Linked DNA regions of Homo sapiens: region 1 is linked to region 2. Evidence: read pairs that join two places in POLR2A ChIA-PET (ENCODE). Cell type or tissue: OCI-LY7. All regions are shown on one strand. Region 1 overlaps PRRC2B (proline rich coiled-coil 2B). Region 2 overlaps RAPGEF1 (Rap guanine nucleotide exchange factor 1).

Region 1 (2,500 bases), 280 kb after region 2:
CTTTTAATAAAGATCCCCCAGCCCACAAGACAGGCAAGGCGCAGCTGCTGTCCTTCCAGTGGAGGTGTGGGGCACTTGCGTAGCTCACAGACGGAAACCTGCTGACCTGTCTTTTTAAAATGATGCTTTCTATTGCCAAATGTGGTAAGATCGGGTGGAAATTATTAGAGGCCAACAAGAAATCAAATGAGACAACAGACCCCTGTTTTCGGTCACCTTTTGGTTAGAAGTTGAAGCACAAAGGTCTCTGAGTTACACGACCCTTAAGGGAAAGAGACCCAGGACATGTCTGATCCCAGCTCTTCAACCCCTTTGCTGTGTGATTTGGGGCAAGCCAAGGTCACCCCTCTGTCCATGTTTTCTCATCTTCTCCAATGAGGAGATTAAACTGATGCTTAGAAGCTTCTTCTATGTCTACGTTTTTATAGTCCCACAAGGCAGCTCCTCTTAATTAACCCCAGAAAGACATAATTCGTGTCCCTTAAAATGATGCAAACAGGCTGGGCGCGGTGGCTCACGCCTGTAATCCCAGCACTTTGGGAGGCTGAGACAGGCGGATCACCTGAGGTCAGGAGTTCAAGGCCAGCCTGACCAACATGGAGAAACCCGCCTCTACTAAAAATACAAAATTAGCTGGGTGTGGTGGCACATGCCTGTAATCCCAGCTACTCGGGAGCCTGAGGCAGGAGAATCACTTGAACCCGGGAGGCGGAGGTTGCAGTGAGCAGAGATCGCACCATTGCACTCCACCCTGGGCAACAAGAGCGAAACTCCATCTCAAAAAAAAAAAAGCAGCAAAATAAACCAGTCCTGTGTGGGCCACTGGAAAGGCAGTGAGTGCTGGTTTAAGTAAGACACATCCACAGTGATCACTGACTTACAGGACATCACTTATGACTTGAATGGGAGAGGCCTTGGGGATACATCAAGGCAAGCAAACAAAAGGCCTCACAATTTAAGACCTGATCAAGACCCCTGGACTACATGAGCCACTTCAAAATCCCTGAGTAGAACACGTGGAAAATCACATTCCTAAACACCACCTTAACCTCCAGCCACCCTCGGCTTCCAAGGAGAAATTTCCAGCCAGTGCTACACAATCCTGCCACTTCCCTGGCCCGACCTAAGATGAGGGGCCAGTAGAGACCAGTACCAGGCTGATTTATGTAACAATCCCCAGAGGAATGGGTTAAAAATACAGGTCCTAATTGGGCTGGGGGAGGGGAGGACTGGAAATCAGACTCATTCACAAACTCCCCAGTGATTCCGACTAGATGTAGCTAGGATTGGGAGCTTTAGAAAACAAGCTCTTGAACCGGGGACCTAAGTTAATTGGTCCTTTGTCCATCCTTGCCACAGCCACCAGGCACAGCAAAATTAACAACCGGATGACAGAGGGGGAGGGGACAGGCCTGGCCCAACCCAAGAGACAAAAAAGGCACAAGGCCCAATCCAATGGCCTAGGCAGCAAGTCCAATGGATGCACAGATCACGTGGCGAGTCAAAGAGCCACGTTTCCAGCTCGAACCGGAGACCCCAGTGGCATCAGCACCCTTTTAGGAGTGCAGAGAGATGAGAGGAGGAAGTTCTGTTACTCCATCGAGTGCCCAGAGGCTGCAGTCACTTACTCTGAGGGCGGAGGCTTGGTCCTGGCCCATACGACAGATCTAAGACGCCCTTTTCTTTGCCAGCCTTGTCCTGCCCTCCAGCTGCTTTCAGCGTCGGAAATTCCTCGGGAGAGAAGGATAACAGTCGGCTTGAGCCCCTTAAACCTGTCAAGAAGACGGGGTAGACATGGAGGAAGTGAGATGGAGTCAACAGTCGTCTGCTTCCCAGCTCCACACCTTGAAAGCCGTGTTGCCTGGAAGTGGGCTTTTGAAGGGAGTCTTGTCACAAGGGTGCTCTGTGCTGGCAGATGCCACGAGGGTGCTGAGGGTGGCAAGGGAGACTGCTGCTGACAGCATCATGCCCCTTCCCAGCTGACCTGCAAGGACCAGTGCCTGCTTACAAATGGAAAGAGGTAAGACATCACAGCCGCTCCAGGCCACAGCCTGCCCCAGCAGGGAAGGTTCTACTGACTGCCTGGGGCCACAGACAAGCACAGCCTCCTATAAAATCAGCCCAGGGGAGGCCAAGAAGGCAACTGCTTTCCTGTGGAGGCAACACCTACAGAGTGTGCTGCCATCCCTGCCCCAGTCCACCCCAAAAGGATTAAGATGCTGCTTTTGCCTGGCACAGTGGCTCACACCTGTAATCCTAGCACTTTGGGAGGCCAAGGTGGGTGGATCATTTGAACTCAGGAGTTCAAGACCGGCCTGGGCAACATGGCAAAACCCTGTCTCTACCAAAAAATACAAAAAATTAGTCTGGTGGCGGGCGCCTGTAGTCCCAACTACTCAGGAGGCTGGGGTGGGAGGATCACTTGAGCCCGGGAGGTGGAGGTTGCAGTGAGCCGAAAACGTGCCACTGCACTCCAGTCTGGGTGACAAAGTGAGACCCT
Region 2 (2,500 bases):
AGTAAATGTTGGATAGCACTTAACTAATCATCAAAATAGCTTTTGAAACATTTTTGTACACATTAGTTTCTTTGTTGTTTTGGGCTTTGTTAATTTGTTTCTTTTTTTTTTTTTTTTTTTTTTTGAGAGGGAGTCTCGCTCTGTTGCCCAGGCTGGGGTGCAGTGATGCAGTCTCGGCTCACTGCAAGCTCCACCTCCCGGGTTCACGCCATTCTCCTGCCTCAGCCTCCTGAGTAGCTGGGACTACAGGTGCCCACCACTTCGCCTGGCTAATTTTTTGTATTTTTAGTAGAAACGGGGTTTCACCATGTTAGCCAGGATGGTCTCGATCTCCTGACCTCGTGATCTGCCCGCCTCGGCCTCCCAAAGTGCTGGGATTACAGGCGTGAGCCACTGCGCCCAGCCAATTTGTTTCTTATCATAAGTATGGAGTTGCCCAAGATTTTTCCCAGATGAGGATGATGGCAGCTCACATTTATTATTTCCTGTGTGCCGGGAACGATGCTAGGAGCTTTACCTTCAGACGTGTGTGTGTGATTTAATTAATTCTGTTCTTATAAAGAGTCAGCAATGGCAGGTATTGTGCCCATTTGACAGTTGAGGAAAGGGAGGCAGCAAGAGGGAAGTGACTCGCCAGGGGTGGGTTGTGTATTGCTGAGAACTGGAGTTTCACTTCTCTCCCCTTCCTGGGGTCTAGGGCTGACTTGCCGGCACCACCACTGCCTTGGGTTGGAATGTACTCTGGGGTTCCCCCGGGGCTTTCCAGCCTCTCTGTAGGACTGTTAAGGTGGCACCACATCTGCCTACAGATTTATGAAGAAGCCCCTGGTTTCTCCATTATTGAAGTGGCTTAAAAAGTACATTTGCTGAAAATATTGCATGAGAATCTGCTTTGGAGAAACCTTTCACAGATGGCACAACGGTAGGAAGTGGCCCTTACGAGTTAAAGTAGTTCCACCCACCCACCCACCCAACACTGGCTGTCACTGAGTGTCAAGCAGCCTGCCAGGGGAGGAGAGGGTACTGAGAGGGCTGAGGCGTCAGTGCCCTTGGGGAACTGACAGTCAGCCACCACCTGCGTTGTGTACAGGAGACTTTTGATCTTGGCTCTCACACCCTCATCCGTGTTAGAGGCAGCATGAGCCTGAGCTGAGAGGTGGGAGACCTGCCTCATGGCCCCTGGGCCTGCACTGATGCACTGGATCAGTGCCCCTCCCCAACCCTGTCTTTCCATCTGTGCAGTGAGCCAGTACAGAACAGTGTCTGAGAGCATGTGCTTCAGGTCCTCTAGCTGTGGCTTTAGATACCAGCCCTCCTGTGTCATTGTTGTGGGATCTTGGGCATGTCACTCTGTCTTGTCTAACTCTCAGTTTTTCCTTATCTGTAAAATGGGGAAAATCCTAACAGTACCTACCTTATGGTATTGAGGGAGAATTAAACGAGATGATGTACATAAGCATTTAATCAGAGTCTGGACACATAAGAAGTGCTCGATAAATCTTAGCTTTTGTTCTTACTTCAGGTCGCCTTCTACTCTAAAGTGACCATTTCTTTAAAAATGGTAATCTGGTAACTAAAATTCAAACCTCAGCACTCACAGAGAAGGGGAGGTCCCTGACTATTGAGGTATTTCCTTTTAGGCTGGTTTGTTCTTTCTCTTTCTCTCTCTAAGAAAGCTGAAGTCCAGGGAGTAGGTTTTTACAATTAAGTAATAAACTTTTGAAGTGATCACTCGTAGGAAGAGTAGAGGGCAATTCATTTCAGCTACACATATCCCAGTGCATGCAGGCAGACCAGGAGGCCCTGATTTTAATTTGAGTCTGTCTGGAAGGAATGGGCCTGTGCTTGCAGGCTGTGGTATATGTCAGAGCCACAGCAGGGCTGATACACCAACAGGTATATTTTTTGCCCTGTCTCAAGGGACACCTCCCCAGTTTCTCCTTGCGGGGTGACTTTCGGGGATTAATTAAATCATCTTCGTTCAGCTCTGGAGGTGAAATGATCACAGAGTGTTGCATTTGTGACAGTTAAAAACCACAAGACATTCAAGGTCCTCGTGTACAAAGTAACTTACAAGTTGCATTGAGCACTGCAAGAAGGGGGATTTCATACCCTTTATTTTTCTTTCTTGATTAACTTTCACAGTAAAGATAAATTCAGAAATGCTGTTTTGGTGTTCTGAGTCTTCCTTAACCCCTGCTCCACTGGGAATTTCGGGTATGTGAAAGTAAATGTGTGTAGTCTCCTTGCAAATTTGTCAGTGCAGCTAGCATGAAGCACAGTGCTATTTGCAGAGAGACCAAAGCCCAGTCAACCCTTTTCACTTTCTGTAATCATTTGGTCCTGGAGCTACAGAACCTCTCAATTAGCATAACCACACTAATTTGTGCTTCTGCCTCAGCTTGTCAAGAGTGCCTTGCAAATATTAATTCTCTGAGCTCATCAGAAGACCAAAGGCATAGATCAAAAGCATGCTTTTCTGCATGATCTGTCCTTGTTT

The links. Peaks named below come from ENCODE experiments on the same cell type or tissue, not always from the same donor. Only the 100,000 strongest peaks of a DNase experiment are listed, where the experiment ranks them.
Region 1: POLR2A ChIA-PET joins it to region 2 with 7 read pairs; 2 of 35 experiments call an interaction of 5 or more read pairs at or near these places.

Annotation. Positions count from the first base shown.
Region 1 is chr9:131,443,457-131,445,956 of GRCh38, reverse strand. It overlaps PRRC2B (proline rich coiled-coil 2B), which reads right to left. Exons shown (of 32, transcript NM_013318.4): 6 at 1,629-1,772. Among named protein-coding and RNA genes, the nearest start is that of SNORD62A, 41 kb to the left of the region's middle. In OCI-LY7, no CTCF peak of the experiment used is centred here; no DNase peak of the experiment used is centred here.
Region 2 is chr9:131,727,818-131,730,317 of GRCh38, reverse strand. The region is part of intron 1 of RAPGEF1 (Rap guanine nucleotide exchange factor 1); the gene reads left to right. Among named protein-coding and RNA genes, the nearest start is that of RAPGEF1, 11 kb to the left of the region's middle. RefSeq lists enhancers at 411-560, 611-990, 1,261-1,370. In OCI-LY7, no CTCF peak of the experiment used is centred here; DNase peaks (open chromatin) are centred at 697, 1,067, 1,593, 1,954 and 1 weaker place; H3K4me3 peaks cover 2,327 bases; H3K27ac peaks cover 2,500 bases.